2 separate regions of the Homo sapiens genome follow, and region 1 is linked to region 2. A link is a loop called in an ENCODE intact Hi-C map of the cell type or tissue named here. Cell type or tissue: chondrocyte. All regions are shown on one strand. Links, peaks and the distances in the headings refer to the core of each region. The heading gives the core; the rest is flanking DNA. Region 1 overlaps NIPA2 (NIPA magnesium transporter 2). Region 2 overlaps CYFIP1 (cytoplasmic FMR1 interacting protein 1).

Region 1 (8,000 bases), core at 1-8,000, 47 kb before region 2:
TTACACTCATCCCAGTATTTATCATTCAGTGCATGTGCACTTTGGTAGGGTCTGGTTGGTAATGAGTAGATTTCTTTTTCTTTTTTTTTTTTTTTTTTTTGAGGCGGAGTCTTGCTCTGTCGCCCACGCTGGAGTGCAGTGGCACGATCTCGGCTCCCTGCAAGCTCCACCTCCCGGGTTCACACCATTCTCCTGCCACAGCCTCCCGAGTAGCTGGGACTACAGGCACCCGCCACCACACCTGGCTAATGTTTTGTATTTTTAGTAGAGATGTGGTTTCACCATGTTAGCCAGGATGGTCTCGATGTCCTGACCTCGTGATCCACCCGCCTTGGCCTCCCAAAGTGTTGGGATTACAGGCGTGAGCCACTGTGCCCGGCCAATGAGTAGATTTGCATGCCTGGCCTGGAGTGCTTGTTTTGAATGAGTGATCTGAGATTTGTCCCATTTCTGCTTTGTAATGATTAGCCCAAACAACTAAGCCCATATTGATGTCTGGATCTTGGTTACTATTCCCAAAGTAGATTGACTGATTTTTATCTGTTTTTTTTTCCCCAAAAAACTATATGTAAAACAGGGTTATGGTATAAGTCATTGCCCTTTACCCTTAATTTTCTTTGTAGTATTTTGTTACTGTATTTATTGGTTTATGCTGTATTTTCTTTTTAGGTCTAGATAAAACTAGCTACAAGTTATTAAAACCTGATAATGTAATAGGCAAATTATATACAATTAACAACATAAGAGGGGTGCATGCATCAACCAATAGGAATAAGTTGAGTAAATTTTAAGCACTGGTGGTTTGGATAGAGATTCTTTTTTTTTTTTTTTTCCTTTGGAGATGGAGTTTCACTGTGTCACCCAGGCTGGAGTGCAGTGGCGCGATGTCAGCTCGCTGCAACCTCTGCCTTCTAGGTCCTGCCCCAGCCTCCCGAGTAGCTGGGATTACAGGATGCCCGCCACCATGCCTGACTGATTTTTGTATTTTTAGTAGAGATGGGGTTTCACCATGTTGGCCAGGCTGGGCTTGAACTCCTGACCTGAGGTGACCCGCGCACCTTGGCCTCCCAAAGTGCTGGGATTACAGGCGTGAGGCACTCTGCCTGGCCTGGATATAGGTTCTTAATTAGGATATAAATGTATACAAATTTGTTCTTTATTATAAATTTCATACTGACTTCTTGCAGTGGAAAGATGGTAAGTATACAGGTGTAGTGTATGATGAAGCAGATGATTCCCTAGAAATGTTTACATTTTATGATGAAATGTATACTTTTTTTCCTTGGCGAAAGCCAGAATCTTCATAAGTTCACAGTGTTTTAGTTTGATTTCAGTGATTTAAATTACGAGTTTTATTGATATTTGAAAAAGGAAAGTAGCTGATTAAAGTTCTCAATTTTTTTTCCTCCCCATTTTAGTGCCATTCTTTCTTCATACTTTCTCAATGAAAGACTTAATCTTCATGGGAAAATTGGGTGTTTGCTAAGTATTCTAGGATCTACAGTTATGGTCATTCATGCTCCAAAGGAAGAGGAGATTGAGACTTTAAATGAAATGTCTCACAAGCTAGGTGATCCAGGTAAGAAAAAAGTCTTATTAGTCTTACTGTATTTTACTTTTTAACTTAGTTTTTACTTTAATCGAAATTTGATGAGCACATAAGGAAAGAAATTGTTCCACCTGGTAGAAGAACAAATTGTCGTCATGTTCCCTGCTCCCTCCTATCAATCCCAAGCCTGTGTTTCTACTGTTCTTTAACTCTGTGTTTGTAAGTAGTGTGCGTATATTGCTACTACTTACTTCCTTAGCTTTAGGCATTATCTGTTTTACCTTTTATTTACTGTACCTATATAGTTTTCTTGAGATTGTTTACATTATCATTGATACATAACTTTTATTGTCATCTTAGTCTTTATTATGGTTGTTGTTCCTTCCCTGTATAATTTGTTTTTCCAGAAGTAATAATTATCTTGTTTGTGTAGTTTTTTATGAATCGATCAATGTATCATGAAACTCTTCCCCAGTTGACTAATTCTACTCTCAGTAATTTCAAACAAAGAGGTATTCTTTGTTTCATCTCTTTTGGAAATTTCTCTCAGTGCCTTCTGTGTGGCCTCAATCTAGGCGGGTGTCTCCAGGCTGCCAGCACAGCTGTTATCTGCATTTCTCTTCAGCAGCATCCTGGGGATTCCCTTCAGTTTGCTTTTTCTTGGATCCCTTATTTCCAGAATCCTGGGTTTGTGCCTTCATTTTGGTGGTGTCACTCTAGAGGAGACAAGAAAGGGCATGAAGAGATGAGATTTTTTGAGACCTTGTTTATCTCAAAATGTTTTTAACCTATTGTGACCACCGTCTTCTCATTTCTGATGTTGCTGTTGAGAAATTGAACAGTTTATCCCTTATCTTTTATATGCGACCAATTTTTTGTTTTTGGAAGCATGTAGGATGTTCTCTTTCCCCACAGTGTCTGAAATTTCCCACTGACATGCCTAGAGATGGGTCCATTTTTGTCCATTGTGCTGGGTGCCTGATGGTTCATTTTATTTTGAGACAGGGCCGTGTTGCCCAGGCTGGAATGCAGTGATGTGATCTCAGCTCACTGCAACCTCCTCCTCCCCAGCCCAAGCGATTCTCCCATCTCAGCCTTCCAAGTAGCTGGGACTGCAGGCGTGTGCCACCATGCCTGGCTAATTTTTTTTGTTTGTTTGGTAGAAACAAGGTTTTACCATGTTGGCCAGGTTGGTGTCGAACTCCTGATCACAAGTGATCCACCCACCTTGCCTCCCAAAGTGTTGGGATTACAGGTGTGAGCCACCATGCCTCGCCTGATGGGTCTCTCTTTTTTTTTTTTTTTGAGACAGAGTTTTGTTCTTCTTGCTCAGGCTGGAGTGCAATGGCGTGATCTCGGCTCACTGCATCCTCCGCCTCTTGGGTTCAAGTTATTCTCCTGCCTCAGCCTCCCAAGTAGCTGGGATTACAGGCGCCCACCACCACGCCCAGCTAATTTTTGTATTTTTAGTAGAGACAGGGTTTCACCAGGTTGGCCAGGCTGGTCTCGAATTCCTGACCTCAGGTGATCCACCTGCCTCGGCCTCCCAAAGTGCTGGGATTACAGGTGTGAGCTACTGTGCCTGGCCTGATCTGAAAATTTATGTCTGACTCTTGGGAACTGAATTGAATACTCCTTTGATATTCTTGTTTGCTCTTTGTGAGATTCTTATTCATCTGTTTATTGCAGTTCCTGACCTAGATCATTAATTTTCTTATCTTTTCTTTCCCTCATTTTACCATTTTGTCTTTTTGCTCTGCCTTTGGGGAGATTTTCTGTTTTTTCTTCCAGCCCTTCTGAGTTTTTATTTCTGCGGTTATATTGTTAATTTCTAAGAGTTTCTTGCCTCTGTTCTTTGATTCCTAGTTATTTTAAAGTCTTTGTCTGCTAACTTTAGTTTTAGAATTCTTTGTGGGCCTCCTGTGGTGGTGTTTCTCTTTTGGCTTTTAGGCATTTTTTAATTGAATGCTGGATGTAGGATATTAGAAGGTGTAGAGGTTTTAAGTGATGTTTTTTCTTCCTTCAGAGAGAATGTAAATTTCTTCTGGTAGGCAGAAAAGAATACAGTAGCTCACCTTCACCCTGAAGGTATTGTTTTAAGCTTTGTTGGGCCTAGTTTCTTTCAGTTTGCCTTTATTCTTTTTTTTTTTTTTTTTTTTGGAGACAGTATCTCACTCTGTTGCCCAGGCTGGAGTGCAGTGGTGTGATCATGGCTCACTGCATCCTCTGCCTCTCGGGCTCAAGCGATCCTCCCACCTCAGCCTCCTGTGTAGCTGGGACTACAGGTGTGTGCCACCACATCTGGCTAATTTTTGTATTTTCTTTGTTTTTTTTTTTTTGAGATGGAGTCTCGCCGTCACCCAGGCTGGAGCACAGTGGTGCAGTCTCGGCTCATTGCTCCCTCTGCCTCCTGGGTTCAAGTGATTCTCCTGCTTTAGCCTCCCAAGTAGTTGCGATGACAGGCATGCGCCACTGTGCCTGGCCTAATTTTTGTATCTTTTTTTGGTAGAGACAGGGTTTTGTCATGTTGGCTGGGCTGGTCTCAACCTACTGGGCTCAAGTGATCCACCTCCCTCGGCCTCCCAAAGGGCTGGGATTACAGGCATGAGCCACCACACCTGGCTCAGTTTGCCTTTATTCTTATTCATAGCCCTTTGGCTCTCAACTGATAGCTTCAGATGTTGGTTTGGGCCCCTCCACCTGAGAAACTGAGAGCTCCAGGATCTGCTCCTCAGTAACTTGAGACACTAAAATCCCTGCTTAGTCCTGTGGCCTCCTGGCCGGGCTTTCCATTTGGCTCCTCTGACCTTGGCTGTGCAGCTTGTGTGCCAAGAAACACCGTAAGGGGAAATGCACACAGAAATTTGGGCTCACTACTCTATAGTTCCCTCCTTTCTGGGTCTTGTTCCATTCAGTTCCAGCTGCTTAGGCAGCCCCAAATTCCAACTTGTTTTTACCTAGTCCCCTTAAGCTTAGGCCGGTGTTGATTGGCCTTTATGCCATCTCACCCCTTGCATTAGTAGTTGCCCCAAGGGAGAAGGCAGAGGTGAGTGTTGGGCTGATTCTTCTCTTTTCTCTGGATTTTGGCCCTTTAAGTCCTGGCTACTTTGATGGCTCTTTGATGCCCTCAAATAAATGTTTCTTTTTTATTTGTTTGGGGTTTTTTGTTGTTGTAGATCCATCGTTTGTAGGTATTTGGGGTGCCAGGTCAGTCTGTTTCATTGTGTCTCTGAGGATATTAATAATAGTTTTTCTTGCTTTTCTGAGGATATTAGTAATTTTTTTGTTTTTTGAGGGACAGTTGTTTATTTTGAAGTTTTCCTCTGTCTACATGGGAGAAAGAGGCTTTGCACTTTTCTGTTTGTTTTGGCTTCTCTCCTGGTGGTCTTTGGCTATCTTTCTTTTTATTTTTTTGAGACAGAGTCTTGCTCTGTTGCCCAGGCTGGAGTGCAGTGGCGTGATCTTGGCTCACTGCAAGCTCCCCTCCCGGGTTCACGCCATTCTCCTGCCTCAGCCTCCCGAGTAGCTGGGACTACAGGCACCCACCACCAGGCCTGGCTAATTTTTTGTATTTTTAGTAGAGACGGGGTTTCACCATGTTAGCCAGGATGGTCTCGATCTTCTGACCTCATGATCCGCCCACCTCGGCCGCCCAAAGTGCTGGGATTACAGGCGTGAGCCACCACGCCCGGCCTGCTGTCCTCTGTTATGTAAAAGTTGGGCTGGTCAGATCCCCAGCAAAAAAAGCTTCCAGTTTCATGGCTGGCTGTGGGCATCCTGGGAATTGACTGGGGGGAAGGATTAATGCCTGGAGGCATGGTTGACCTCAGCTTCCTGGAACTCTGTGGCACGGGAGGGACAGTCTCCCAGAACTGGGCAGGAGTCTCCTTGTTTCTTGAATGGACTTTTCAGCCAGGCCTCACTTTCAATCTTGCCTTTACTCCACTTCAGAGGCACTTTGTATCTTTTGAGCATTCTGTGCCACAAACTAAATTGCTTTTTCATCTTTTATCACAGCGGATGTGTAGGATTCCGCTTTCTTGGATCTCTGTACCAGTTATTAGTTAGCCTTTGCTTTCTGACTTACGAAGGATTGTTATCTTCGGTCCTCTCTTTTTTCTTGAGACAGTCTCACTCTATTGCCCAGGCTGGAGTGCAGTGGCATGATCTCAGCTCATTGCAACCTCCACCTCCCAGATTCAAGCGATTCTCCTGTTTCAGCCTCCCAAGTAGCTGGCATTACAGGTGTCTGCCACCACGCCTGGCTAATTTTTGTATTTTTAGAAGAGATGAGGTTTCACCATGTTGGCTAGGCTGGTCTCGAACTCCTGACCTCAGGTGATCTGCCATCCTCGGCCTCCCAGTGCTGGGATTACAGGCGTGAGCCACCACACCTGGCTTCTTGTTCTTAATTTTGTGTATTTGTGTCTTTAATAATCTATTACTGCTGGGTGCGGTGGCTCACGCCTGTAATCCCAGCACTTTGGGAGGCCAGAGCGGGTGGATCACGAGGTCAGGAGATGGAGACCATCCTGACTAACATGGTGAAACCCCGTCTCTACTAAGAATACAAAAAATTAGCTGGGCGTGTTGGCGGGCACCTGTAGTCCCAGCTACTCAGGAGGCTGAGGCAGGAGAATGGCGTGAACCCGGGAGGCGGAGCTTGCAGTGAGCCGAGATCGCACCACTGCACTCCAGCCTGGGCGACAGAGCAAGACTCTGTCTCAAAAAAAAAAAATCCTATTACTGTGTATTTTATTAGTGGAATTTGAGGAAGGAAGAGTAAATTCATGTGACTTATCTGGGCCTCAGTTTCCTCATCCGAAAATGCAGGTGGTAGTATCCGTGATAACAGGGTAGTTGAGTGCGAATTGCTGAGAAAAATGCCTGGCCCACAGTGCTACACAGTTGTTGGCTATTATCATGCTGGATTTAATTCTCCGTATTCAACCAGAACCCCAGTAGTATCTTTCAAGTTCTCCAGTTGACTTGCTCGTTACTCCAGCAGTTGTCCACAAATTTTAAAAGTTTCCCCTTTTAGGGAAAACTTGATGAAGAACTCTTGTTTTTGTGTTTTTTGTTTTTTTTAGCATCTATAAATTGTTGAACATTCAAGGCCACCTCATGGTTTCTCCTCCCTAGTTTCTGTGTCTGTTCTGTTCCCACTGTCCCTCTTGCCTGGTGAGCTAGAGCACTTAAGTCGGCATAAAGTGCTGCTGCAAAAATGTTAGGGGTATAACAATTTGTGAATATGAAGCTCGCATTAATCTTCCAGTGTGTCCATCTAAGTAAATTTTTGTGGTTGCATTTCTGCTTGGGCTGCAAAATAAAGCTGATTTTTATTTCCAGGCCATACCTTTTCTCCCTATCAAGTTTATTATATTTTGTTTTGCATTCTGTGTTTAAGAACAACCAACCATTTGACTCATGTAACTTTTCTTTGCCTCCTCCAGGTTTTGTGGTCTTTGCAACCCTTGTGGTCATTGTGGCCTTGATATTAATCTTCGTGGTGGGTCCTCGCCATGGACAGACAAACATTCTTGTGTACATAACAATCTGCTCTGTAATCGGCGCGTTTTCAGTCTCCTGTGTGAAGGGCCTGGGCATTGCTATCAAGGAGCTGTTTGCAGGGAAGCCTGTGCTGCGGCATCCCCTGGCTTGGATTCTGCTGCTGAGCCTCATCGTCTGTGTGAGCACACAGATTAATTACCTAAATAGGGCCCTGGATATATTCAACACTTCCATTGTGACTCCAATATATTATGTATTCTTTACAACATCAGTTTTAACTTGTTCAGCTATTCTTTTTAAGGAGTGGCAAGATATGCCTGTTGACGATGTCATTGGTACTTTGAGTGGCTTCTTTACAATCATTGTGGGGATATTCTTGTTGCATGCCTTTAAAGACGTCAGCTTTAGTCTAGCAAGTCTGCCTGTGTCTTTTCGAAAAGACGAGAAAGCAATGAATGGCAATCTCTCTAATATGTATGAAGTTCTTAATAATAATGAAGAAAGCTTAACCTGTGGAATCGAACAACACACTGGTGAAAATGTCTCCCGAAGAAATGGAAATCTGACAGCTTTTTAAGAAAGGTGTAATTAAAGGTTAATCTGTGATTGTTATGAAGTGAATTTGAATATCATCAGAATGTGTCTGAAAAAACATTGTCCTCAAATAATGTTCTTTAAAGGCAATCTTTTTAAAGATTTCACTAATTTGGACCAAGAAATTACTTTTCTTGTATTTAAACAAACAATGGTAGCTCACTAAAATGACCTCAGCACATGACGATTTCTATTAACATTTTATTGTTGTAGAAGTATTTTACATTTTCATCCCTTCTCCAAAAGCCGAATGCACTAATGACAGTTTTAAGTCTATGAAAATGCTTTATTTTTTCATTGGTGATGAAAGTCTGAAATGTGCATTTGTCATCCCCACTCCATCAAT
Region 2 (12,833 bases), core at 1,504-9,503:
AAACTTTCACTGCAATACCGTTTTTAAATGTATTATTATTATTTTTTCTAATCTTCAACCAGCCTAAGATGCAGTATTTCTAAGTGTTGACAAGCTTGGGTCGGTTTTACCAAATACATGATGTATGCTTTTAATAGACACTTTCAAGGTGTCTTCTATTTTATCAATATTTTCTTGAAATAGATGCCAGTCGGCCCTGTTCCGTTGCTTTGGTTTTCTTCTTGAGGAAGCTGTATGACAGGTACACTGAATCTTCATCATCCATGATGATGATCATCTGAGAACATCATTTCCTCTCAAATCCTTTTTCTGCTTTAATTTCTTTTTGATTTTAAAAATGTTCCCTCTTTTCATTCCTTTTTTTTTTTTTTGAGACAGAGCCTCAAAAACTCCTGGGTTCAAGCGATTCCCCTGCCTCAGCATCCCGAGTAGCTGGGACTACAAGCGTGTGCCACCATGCCTGGTTAATTTATTGTATTTTTTAGTAGAGACGGGGTTTACCATGGTGGCCAGGATGGTCTCGATCTCCTGACCTCGTGATCCATCCACCTTGGCCTCCCAAAGTGCTGGAATTATAGGAGCGAGCCACCGAGTGCCCAGCCTTCATTCTTATTTCTGTTTTTTTTTTTGTTTTTGTTTTGAGACGGAGTCTCGCTCTGTCACCCAGGCTGTAGTACAGTGGAACGATCTCGGCTCACTGCAACCTCTGTCTCCCGGGTTCCTGCCATTCTCCTGCCTCAGCCTCCCGAGTAAGCTGGGACTACAGGTGCCCGCCACCACACCCGGCTAATTTTTTTATTTTTAGTAGAGACGGGGTTTCACCATGTTAGCCAGGATGGTCTTGATCTCCTGACCTCGTGATCTGCCTGCCTCAGTCTCCCAAAGTGCTGGGATTACAGGCATGAGCCACTGTGCCCGGCCTTTTCTCTTTTCAAAACTTTCTTTTTTCCAATAACCTTATTTCTCGATTTATTTTTTTTTTTCTTTGAGACAGAGTCTTGCTCTGTTGCCTAGGCTGGAGTGCAATGGTACAATCTTGGCTCACTGCAACCTCTGCCTCCTGGGTTCAAGCAATTCTCCTGCCCCAGCCTCCCAAGTAGCTGAGATTACAGGCATGTGCCACCACGCCCGGCTAATTTTTTGTATTTTTAGTAGAGATGGGGTTTCACCACGTTGGCCAGCCTGGTCTTGAACTCCTGACCTCAGGCAATCCACCCACCTCAGCCTCCAAAAGTGCTGGGATTACAGGTGTGAGCCACCGTGCCCAGCCTATTTCTGGATTTCTAAAAATTCTCATTTATATTATTCTTTCACAGCAACTACTATTTTTTTTTTTTTTTTTTTTTGAGACGGAGTCTCGCTCTGTTGCCCAGGCTGGAGTGCAGTGGCACAATCTCGGCTCACTGCAACCTCCGCCTCCCGGGTTCACGCCATTCTCCTGCCTCAGCCTCCTGAGTAGCTGGGACTACAGGCGTCCGCCATCAAGCCTGGCTAATTTTTTGTATTTTTAGTAGAGACGGGGTTTCACCATGTTAGCCAGGATGGTCTCGATCTCCTGACCTCGTGATCCGCCCGCCTCGTCCTCCCAAAGTGCTGGGATTACAGCCGTGAGCCACAGCGCCCGGCCAGCAACTACTACTTTCTTCATTTCTTTTAGCTCACTGTGAAAGATGAAGTTACAGTTTCCATGGTCCGTGGGTGTCTGTCTGACGTGCCTCCACTGTCTGTAGGGACACTGCTGTGCACTTACATTTTCTTTTTTAGTGTAATACGTCTAAAGGGGATTGGACCATGATCTTTACCTGTGGCTCGACTGGAAGTGAAATAAGCTCTCTCATGCTTCTGAAGAGGAAGAGGGGTTGGTCAGGGCCAAGAGTAACAGCACTGGCTCAAGCCTTCTGAGACCTGCCTCTCATGCTCCCCTCCGCCATGATCCTAACCCTTACCAGCTTACATGCTATTCCCAGCAGCTTCTCCCATGGGCAGCTTTGTCTTAGGAGGGAATTTTGATTTATTCAATTCCAGAGTCAGCAGGGCCTACTGTTTTAGCTCCCTGAAACCTGTTCTCATCTCAGGCATCTTTGAAGAGCTCTGTCTAAATTATTCTCTGTAGGCCACCAGCCTGGGCTCCTTGACTCCAATGGTGCCAGGTGGCGGGCAGCACAACTCATGTGTACTCAAATTGCCTGACTCACAGGGGTGCCAGCGTTGGCACAGGGGTGCCAGTGTTGACTAAAGGACTGTGGTATCCCCAGGGCTGGCACAAACGATCGGCCTTCGGAAGTCTCATTGATCTGGATAAAGGGAAAAGCCCTAGGCCGACCAATACCAGCCTAACTTGAATCATCATAAAAGAAATTCATGGCTCCTCAACCAGTTCTCAGACCCAGAGCTCCTTGGGTGAAGGGGAGAAAGGACCTTGTGCATTTTGTTAGAAAATGCACACTGTAAACCCTCCCCCTGCTCCCACAGTGGAAACGGACGTGTGGCCATGCACCAATGACCACGCACTGGAGAAGGGAAGACAACCAGCCCATTCAGGCTTACTGCCTACTAGCTCTGATTAAATCCTAAAGATTCAAAGGCACCACAGGCCGAGGGTCAGAGTTGGGGGGTGGTCAGGTGATCCACAGAGCTGTGGTTCGGGGGCCCGCTCACTGAGGTCCCCCTGTGGCTCCGGCCCTGGCTCCAGCATGTGTAGTTGGGTGGCACACCTGAGTGGCAGGCCGGTGTCTTCTGTCCACGTTAAGGTCTTTCTGCCATCTTCTCTTCAGACAAGTCTTCCGTGACACCACTCTCTCTCTCATCTCCTCTAACACTCCAGTTACACGTTAGGTCTTTCCACTGTTTTCTACATTTCTTATGCTCTTTTCTGTCTCATTCATTTTTATTTTTCTCTGTTCCCCAGTTCAGATGTTTTTAACCTCTGTTTTCCTGTTCCTTAGTCTTGCCTCTTCCTGTGTTCAAATTGTGATAGAGACACAGGGAAAAATGGCAGACAGAAGGTAGGACTAACTGGCAGCTCCCATTCAGACGAACACAGCAGTGTGTGAAGACTCACACTGCAAATTTTTGCTTCAAGAAATACCACAGGAACATACCAGGAAAGCAGAGAATCCAAAGACCCTCTGAAGGAAGCGGCTTGCCTCTGTAGGCTCCGTGAGACAGCCGAAAAATGGGTGAGCGCCCAAAGAGGGTGAGCGGGGAACGTTGGCCCCGAACACACATCCTCACTGGGAAACCTGAAGGTCCAGATAACAGGAGAAGGATTAGACCTTACCTGGAGATGAGATGAATTCAGACAGCCAAGCGAAATGTAGGGGTAGAAGAATTAGCAGGAAGACCCTTGTGGGCTCTCTTGGTCCCTAAAGAAGATATTTCTTTTTTTTTTTTTTTTTTTTTTTTTTTTTGAGACAGAGTCTTGCTCTGTCGCCCAGGCTGGAGTGCAGTGGCGCGATCTGGGCTCACTGCAACCCTGCCTCCTGGATTCAAGCGATTCTCCTGCCTCAGCTTCCGGAGTAGCTCGGACTACAGGTGCCTGCCACCACGCCCGCCTAATTTTTGTAGTTTTAGTGGAGATGGGGTTTCACTATGTTGGCCAGGCTGGTCTCAAACTCCTGACCTCAAATGATCCACCCCCGCAGGCCTCCCAAAGTGCTGGGATTACAGGCATGAGCCACCGTGCCAGCCAAAGTTAAACATTTTTATCTCCTAGCTCGTTCATACTAAAATGTAAACACGTTATTAAGTGGTGTGCTACCTTTTGCCATAGTTGGCGATTTTTTCAAGATTGGGGTTATGTGTTTGTTAAGTCAATTTAGCATTGTGAACACTGAGTGTAGGCTTGGTATAGGCCACGCCCGATGAGTGCATCTCTTTTATTATCTATACAAGAGGCTTGGTATAGGCCACGCCCAGTGAGTGCATCTCTTTTATTATCTATACAAGAGGCTTGGTATAGGCCACGCCCGATGAGTGCATCTCTTTTATCATCTATACAAGAACTGGACCTACCCTTAGTCCAATTTATCAATAGGGCAAAGTGAAATTACTTACAACTATGGAGGTCAAATCTTCACTTTCAAATCGTCCAATCGCCAGTTCTAGGGACTTATACATGGCTGCTGAGACGCGCTGGGTGATCAGACGATTGAGGTCTATTGATCTGCCGAGGAGCTGGCGTACACAGGGAAGGATGGCAGGTAAAGAGTGGACATGAGCAGCTCGAAAACAACAAACGCCTCACCAGAGACCCTGGAGAAGCTGGTCTGTCAATAACGACACCCTTTACAACCACGTTCAAGACCCATCTCCCCACATACATGGCAGCCTGTGTGTGTCTTTTTACAGGTGTTATGACGATAAATAAAATTACTCCATCTCTATTTTGGCCTACTAGGAACATATCCATACTTCAGTGTTGTTCTAACTACATAAAAATATGACAAAGCCCTGGTGAAAATGTCCAAAAATGTGCATGATGATTATTCGTGTATAGAGAGTAGAATTAAATGCAATTTTTTTTAGTTTTCCATATTTTACTAACTAGTTTTGTGTGTGTAATGTAACATCACTTTTAATTTTTAATTTTTTTTCTTTTTTTAATGTTTGTGGGTACGCAGTAAGTGTACATATTTATGGGGTACATGAGATGTTTTAATACAGGCATGCAATGTGAATCTTTTTTTAAAAGCTGTAAAAAATAAGCACTGTATATCTTTAAATTCTTCCTGCTGGCCAGGAGAAAGTTTTCTCTGATACTCTGAGCTGATGAGTGCTTCTCACCTTCATTCTTTTTAAGCTCTGGCTTTTGGGCTCCTGGAGAAGGGCTGACCCCTCCGGGCTATGCCTGCCCCCAGGAGCCGCAGGGCAGATACAGAATGCTGCAGGTGTTCCCTGTGTGTGAGGTGACCCAATAGAAACGGTGTGTCTTTCAATGCCTAACAATTTATAAGGACGTTCACAGTCACAAGGCATGCTGATATCTAAACCTAGCTAGCTATAAGAAATCTCAATCATTTTTTTTTTCTTTTTTTTGAGACGGAGTCTTGCTCACTCTGTCACCCAGGCTGGAGTGCAGTGGTGCAATCTCAGCTCACTGCAAGCTCCACTTCCCAGGTTCAGGCGATTCTCTTGCCTCAGCATCCCAGAGCGGCTGGGACTACAGGAACCCACCAGCACGCCCAGCTAATTTTTGTATTTTTAGTAGAGATGGGGTTTTGCTATGTTGGCCAGGCTGGTCTTGAACTCCTAACCTCAGGTGATCCGCCCACCTTGGCCTCCCAGTGTTGGGATTACAGGCGTGAGCCACCGCACCCAGCCGAAAACCCAGTCTTTTCAATGCACACTCTACGTCCCCACCACAGCCCGGCCCCAGCTCACCTGCACATGCCTCTGCTTCAGCAGCGTCTCGTAGCGGTTAGACGGCGGGAGGTGGATCGTGGCTCCCTGATTCTTGCATTCTGATCGTAACCGTTTATCAAGAAGCAAACTAGTGTAGAAGGAAGACAGAAAGTTTTTCATACGCCATAAATTGTAATGGGAATGTCAGATCAAATTATGAAACGTTTTGTATCAAAATCACACACCAGATACTCACCTTCCTGCCATAACCTTATAATAGGCAAATATCTGGTCTGCTAGCTTGTAAACAAATTGGTCAAAACATAGATTCACCTGAAGAAAAAGAAAGCACACGTTACAGTTTGATTCCCTAAAGCAAGATCAAATAACAAGGTGAAAAACAAAATGTTTCGTTAAGGCAACTAACTGAGGCTCTTTTATTTTTTTGAGACGGAGTCTTGCTCTGTTGCCCAGGCTGGAGCGCAGTAGTGCGATCTTGGCTCACTGCAATCTCTGCCTCAAGTGATTCTCCTGCCTCAGCCTCCTGAGTAGCTGGGATTATAGGTGCCCACCACCATTAGCCTGGTGTGGTGGCACGTGCCCGTGGTCCTGGCTACTCGGGAGGCTAAGCACAAGAATCGCTTGAACTCACACCACTGCACTCCAGCCTCGGCGACAGAGCAAGACTCCACCTCAAAAAAGAAAAATAAACTAAAGAAACTAGCAATAATCTTACTGTCCAACAACAGCACACTAAATAAACTGCAGTGTGGCCAGGAGTGACTACCACACTGCCACAGAAAACTAGGCTAGAACCAATCTTACTGAGGGAGAAAAATATTCCTATTCTCTGAAATGCAAGAGAGAATCAACAAGGCTCTCTTCACTGTGTGCAGTGACCACGAGGAGCTACTGTGCATTGCAGGTGGGTTCCTGCCCTGGGGCAGCTCCGCCTACTGTGCACTCCAGGAGGCACCACCGAGGGCCTTCCCTGGAGCAAAGCGGCTGTTCTGGGTGTGAGATTGGTCAGGAGGTACCCTCAAAAGACCCTTACTTGCAGATGGGATTCGCACTATCTCCTGGAACTGTGAGGAGAATACCTGTGCTTCGTGGCAAGTGGGACCCAGGACCCATCTGCCCAGCAGACAGGGCCAAGAAGGGCGTCTCTGCCCTCCTCCCATCCTGCAGGGCCGGGGACCTGTGACATCTCCCTGAAGCACCATTTTCAGGTGGTCTTTGTGAGAAGGCAGAGGAGATGATGTGTAGAATAAGGTTCATCTCCTTAAATGTGCATACACTAACCTGAGAATTCCACCTGTGGGAATTTGTCCTATAGAAGTCATGCGATGCAAATAAAAAACATGCCAGGGAGTGCAGCAGAGTGCTATTTATAAAATCCAAAACCAAAAAAATAGAGAAATAAAACAGGAGTTGCTTCAGTTGAACATCAAAGATCATGCTCATAACCAAAAATAGATGAGGACACAGACACCGCAGTGACACACGGTCAAGTGAAAAAGCGCATCCTGCACTCATCGTGGAAGCATATCCACAGAGGAAGGGCTTGCTCCCACATGCTTGCTTCGTGGTTTATACTGTCTTATATTTTAAAGAAAGTTGAATACTTGGGAGAAAACAAAAAGAGAAAGGAGATTTAATTGAAGGAAATGAACAGAAATGGAGCTGCAGGGGCCTCACCTCGGCCTCAATTTCGTCGTACAGGAACTGCTTGTTGAACCTGGTGAGCGCGTAGTGGGCGCTGTCATTGTACAGGTCCAGGGAGTAGAGCACGTACCTGCAGAGGACAGCAGCAGTGTGACCAGCAGCCTCTGCCACTCACTCGCAGCTCCGACAGCCTCGCCCCACCTCAGAAACTCAACTCCATTTTCCACCTCTCACGTAAGGAAAAACAACTTTCACTTCAAACACCAGTCCTCCTGTGAAAGCACGTGGTGGCTGCGCCTGAGGCGGCCGCCACACCCACCAGGCTGCGAGGATGCTTGGGGACAGCAGACGCTCACTGAAGGCCACACACGGACAAGGGCCTCCACCTGCCTGCATCTTCTCACTTAGCAGACTTTAAAATATTTCACTACAAGTACATAGGATTTTTAACAAAAGAAAATTATTTTCTTATTTCCAGAATGAACTCCAAGGACCAGGCTTGGTGGTTCATGCCTGTAATCCCAGCACTTTGTGGGGCTGAGGTGGGCAGATCACTTGATTGAGGTGAGGAGTTCAAGACCAGCCTGGGCAATACGGCAATACTGTCTCTAACAAAACTACAAAAAACTATCTGGGCGTGGTGGCGCACGCCTGAGTCCCAGCTACTTGGGAGGCTGAGGTAGAAGGATCACTTGAGCCTGAGAGGTTGAGGCTGCAGTGAGCTGAGATCGTGCCACTACACTCTAGCCTGTGTGACAGAGTGAGACCCTGTCCAAAAAAAATGATAGAGAATGAACTCCAGCACTTTAGGTGGATGAGGCAGGAAGATAACATGAGGCCAGGAGTTTGAGACCAGGTTGGACAACATAGCAAGACCCCGTCTCCATGAAACACAAAACAATTAGCCAGGTGTGGTGGCGCATGCCTGTAGTCCCAGCTACTCAGGAGGCTGAGGCAGGAGGATCACCTGAGCCTGGGAGGTTGAAGCTGCAGTGAGCTGTCTTTGCACCACTGCACTCCAGCCTGGGCAATAGAGCAAGACCTTGTCTCTGTTGGGGGGAAAAAAAAAAAGAATGAACTGACTGGAAAAGAACAAAGGTGGACTGGGCGCGGTGACTCATGCCTGTAATCCCAGCACTTTGGGAGGCCGAGGTGGGCGGATCACTTGAGGTCAGGAGTTCGAGACCAGCCTGGCTAACATGATGAAACTCATCTCTACTAAAAATACAAAAATTAGCCGGGCGTGGTGGTGGGTGCCTGTAGTCCCAGCTACTTGGGATGCTGAGGCCGGAGAATTGCTTGAACCCGGGAGGCATAGGTTGCAATGAGCTGAGATTGTGCCACTGCACTCCAGCCTGGGTAACAGAGCAAGGCTCTGTCTCAAAAAAAAAAAAAAAAAAAAAAAAGAAAGAAAGAAAAAAAAGAAAAAATTACACCAACGGAAGTACATAGACAGCATTAAAAAAAAAAAAAAAAAAAAAAGAACAAAGGTGAAGGTCCTGGATCCCACAGCTCACCAGGAGCATGTCCAGCATGGCCCATGGTTGAAGGCCCGTCTCCCACTACCTCATATCTGGACAAAGGCCATGGCCAGGGGCAAGGAGGCCCATGCCTGAAGGAGGCCTCCAAGCTGGTTCCAGCTCCTCACGCCACCCCAATGCTGTGCAACGAGCCATCAGAGGCTCTGCCCACACAAATGGCATGGCCATGCCACAGCCACAGAGAGTGGAAGGTGACTGCCCTTACCATCTCCTGGGCACCACAAGGGATGTGTGAGGACTGACGCACAAGGAACTCAGGGGCTTCCCACTCACGGTGCTCAGAAGACAGACCGGCTGGGCGGCTCCCCAGTCGCTCACCATGAGACACACCCTTTTCCAAACACTTTCCCTTCCATGAACTTTATATTTTGAAAGACTGCCCTTCCATCTAGGTCCACAGTCCTGATCCCCAGAACAAAGCTGTTCAATCAATACTTCCTTTCCCCACTTCATCTGGGTCAGAGGCTGTGTCACACAAAAGGCCAGGCCACAGGGCTCCCGCAAGGCAGCTCACGGGCATGGCCACCTCACAGGGCCTGCACTACGAAGGCCTGGGGAAGGTCCAGGTTCATCCATCTCCCTGGTCCAGGCTGAGTCCCCGGGTCCCAGCCAGCACCCATGCAAAGTAGGAACGTGACTGGTTCTAGTGCCTGAGCTCTCAATTCCAGTCTGACACCAAGAAACTGGTTAGTTACTTGTATTAATCTCTAAAGCTTTACCCCAGGAAACATGATTTCTCTTTTTTTTTTTTTTATTTGGAGACAGGGTCTTGCTACGTGGCCAGGCTGGAATGCAGTGGTGCAATCCATAGCTCAATGCAGCCACAAATTTCTGTGGTAAAGCAATCCTCCCGCATCAGCCACCACACCAGGCTAAGTTTTCTCATTTTTGTAGAGACTGGGGTCTTGCTATTTTGCCCAGGCCCAGAAACTTGATTTCAAATACAATACTAAAAACAGTCCCGGCCTCTCCGCCACCTCCTCTGAGGACCCCCGGTCACCACACACAAAGGCTGGAGACAGGCCCGCAGGACACGCACTCCATCATCGATGCCTCCTTGGTCTCCAGGATGTGGTCCGTCAGGATCCAGGGCATCGACATCTCAATGGGGAACTGGATCCTCCTGCCCATGGTCAGCTCCAGGAAGAACTCTCGGAACCACAGCTGCGAAAGGTCACAGCACTGCTGCAGCGTTTCTGGGAGGGTTCAAACAACTCCATGTTATCTCCCGCAAGCAAAAAAAAACCTTTAGCAGAGATGACACAAGGGCTGTGTGCTGGGTGCCTGCTCCTCCTCGCTCAGCCCCAAGCCATGCAGCATGGACATGAGTGGGGAGGGGTCACCGGGGCCTTGCACTAGGGACAGGACCAGCTGGGCATAGCTGCAGGTAAAGCCACCTCATCAACCCTGTGAGCCCTTCAGTGGGATCCAGGGGGAAAGTGTCTTTTTTTTTTTTTTGAGACAGAGTCTATCTCACTCTGTCACCCAGGCTGGAGGTGAGTGGCGCGATCATAGCTTACTGCAGCCTTCAACTCCTGGGCTCAAGCGATCCTCCTGCCTCAGCCTCCCAAGTAGCTGAGAACACAGGCACGTGCCACCAACTGATTTTGTATTTTTTATAGAGATGGGGGTCTCGCCATGTTGCCCAGGCTGGTCTCAAACTCCCGAATTCAAGTGATTCTCCTGCCTTGGCTTCCCAAAGTGTTAGGATTAACAGGTATGAGCCACTGTGTCTTACCTAAAAATGTTCTTCTCAAAAGGAGACATAAAAACAGGACTTCTGGCTGGGCACAGTGGCTCACGCCTGTAATCCTAGCACTTTGGGAGGCCGAGGCGGGTGGATCACAAGGTCAGGAGTTTGAGACCAGCCTGGCCAACATGGTAAAACCCCATCTCTACTAAAAATACAAAAATTAGCCAGGCGCAGTGGTGAGCACCTATAATCCCAGCTACTTGGGAGGCTGAGGGAGGAGAATCTCTTGAACCTGGGAGGCGGAGCTTGCAGTGAGCTGAGATCGCCCCACTGTACTCTAGCCTGGGTGACAGAGCAAGACTTCGTCTCAACAAAAAACAAAACAAAAAAACAGGACTTCTTCACTTTCACTTAGGATAAAAACCAATGTCCAGGCTGCAGCATTAGAGGCACACTCAGGGAGGTCTGTCTAACGCAAAAATGAGACAGATTAAAAGAGCCCACACTCGAACTCCATCCTTTCATGGAGTTAACAGCAAAAGTGGTACTATTTCCTCCAATACCTCGCAGCACCCCAGCCAAGACAGCAGGGATCCTGTTCTGAGCAAGAGGTGGACAACGGAGGACTTGATGAGAACACGGGACAGACACACGGAGGGCAGAGAGCGCACCCACCGGTGGCCGGTCAAGGTGGCCGGGTGTCACCCAGGATGGGCTTGCCTGGCACAGGGCACCCGCCACCTTCCCCCCACGTCATGGTCTGCAAGGGCCATTTCTAGTATTTATCAATGCCTGTGTCTCAACTCAGGCACCAGATTACATTCGCCTGTTTCCAACCCCGCATGGGTTGAAAAGATTTTCTGTTCATGTCTCAGGGCCAGCCCGGGCTCCTCAGTTTATACCCTTGTAGGGACCACGCCCTGTGGAGCGAGCTCAGGCCAGGGACGTACAGCCACCGCCACAGAGGGCAGGACGAGTCACCGTCTGGGTGCACCAAGGGACGGGGTAGGGGGTGGTCAGGCGGGCGGAAGCATTCTAGACGGTGTTAGTGGTGTTAGGACATGCCAGGCCGGATGCTGCTCAGCAGTATCTCTTACCACTGAAATTTATCAAGTGAGTGTAGAAGAATGACTCTCGATGAAATTTTTCTATGTCCAATATGGTGGGCCCCTCAAGGCTACTTCTCAAGGTTTTCTTGGAACCACTTTTGTCTGCAATGAGGGACTCTAGCATGGTTCTCACCATGTAAAGCTGGATTATCCAAGGAAACATTTGTGGGGGAGAAAATATACATGGTACATTAGTTATGCCAAACTCAAAAAGCCCATGAGAGAAGGACTGCTCCGCTACGCCCTGGTCGGGAGGGCCCCGCACCAGCTCCCCGAGGGGTCCGGGTGCCTGTCTACGCGGCCACGTTGCTGCTGCTTTGGGGAAAGAACAACTTGTAGCGGAGCAGTTCGCCTCCGTGCCATAAACGTCAAGAGAAACAAATGATGTCTTACCACCAAAGGTTAAAAGGGGTAGGTAGGTGCACGACTGCCTCAGAAACGTGTTAACCGCATGCAAGAGCCTCTCCATGCCCAGAGACTTGAGCTGCCTGAGCAGCTCGGCAGAGCCCAAGGACTCGGCCATGGTGCGCACCAGGTAGAGCTAGACACGGACAGACAGGAGGGAGAGGCAGGAGAGAGACGTTAGTCACTCGACACACACACCCCAGGCAGGGACACGGGACGCACGCAGAGGGAGGCAGGGAGGGTGGCTGGCACCACGCACAGGCCGAGGGCCGTCCCCCTGACCCTCCTGCAGAGCCAGCAGCGTGCATTGCTGGTGACTTTCCAGAAGAGTGGCAGAAGAGATTAAAAGCCTCCGGCAGAGATGAGGGAGAAGACCAGCCCCAGGACGGAGGACAGACGCAGCGGTGTGGATTAAACCGGGTGTGAAAGTCGTGAGAAGCACCTCGGGGAGGCCTGAACACACCAGGAGAGAGGACAGTGGGCAGCTTAGGACCATGACACACGCAAGCAGCACCTCACAGTTTCCCACGCCCCATCTACAGTCATTTGCAGACCCAACGTAAAAATTATACAGACATTCAAACACCCATCAAGAAACACAGAATGAATACAGACACGTGGACTTGTGCCCACATTTTTGGGATGGGAGTTGAAATGGAGTCAGACTCCTTTTTAGTGCACATGACACATCTGACAATCAAGGCACGTCTCCTCACGCTCCCAACTCACTTGGGTGGGAAACAGAGGAGCAGCAGAAACCACAGGCGCCACTTTCTCTGCCTGAGCAGGCAGCGAGGACCTCATTTAACCCGGGCCTCACCAGCCCCACCCGCTCACAGCTCAGGGTGGGTCCCCCCAGGGAGAGGGTGCAGGCGGGGCTCAAGGGACGAGAACCTGAGTGCTGGAGGGTCCCACGGCGCGGCGTGGTACTTTTATGTCGAAGCCGCTCTTGGGGTCCTTCTCGCCCCGCAAGGCTGGGTCATTGAAGGGCTCATGCCCCGTCTCCCAGTCACACACGGTCTTCCTGATGGCCTGCAGGACACTGAACACCCCACCAAGTGATCAGCAAGGCCCAGA

What was found. Peaks named below come from ENCODE experiments on the same cell type or tissue, not always from the same donor. Only the 100,000 strongest peaks of a DNase experiment are listed, where the experiment ranks them.
Region 1: a loop joins it to region 2, with 4 times the contacts of the local background. A loop is called at or near these places in 9 of 110 quality-filtered maps.

The regions. Positions count from the first base shown.
Region 1 is chr15:22,859,211-22,867,210 of GRCh38, forward strand. It overlaps NIPA2 (NIPA magnesium transporter 2), which reads left to right. Exons shown (of 8, transcript NM_030922.7): 7 at 1,419-1,579; 8 at 7,003-8,000. The coding sequence ends at 7,637. It overlaps CYFIP1 (cytoplasmic FMR1 interacting protein 1), which reads right to left. Exons shown (of 31, transcript NM_014608.6): 31 at 7,842-8,000. Among named protein-coding and RNA genes, the nearest start is that of NIPA2, 25 kb to the left of the region's middle. In chondrocyte, for the core only: no CTCF peak of the experiment used is centred there; no DNase peak of the experiment used is centred there.
Region 2 is chr15:22,905,138-22,917,970 of GRCh38, forward strand. CYFIP1 (cytoplasmic FMR1 interacting protein 1) reads right to left here. Exons shown (of 31, transcript NM_014608.6): 15 at 12,651-12,798; 16 at 11,340-11,493; 17 at 9,589-9,745; 18 at 7,042-7,138; 19 at 5,600-5,676; 20 at 5,383-5,491; 21 at 4,057-4,176. Among named protein-coding and RNA genes, the nearest start is that of CYFIP1, 69 kb to the right of the region's middle. In chondrocyte, for the core only: no CTCF peak of the experiment used is centred there; DNase peaks (open chromatin) are centred at 2,614, 5,364 and 7,234.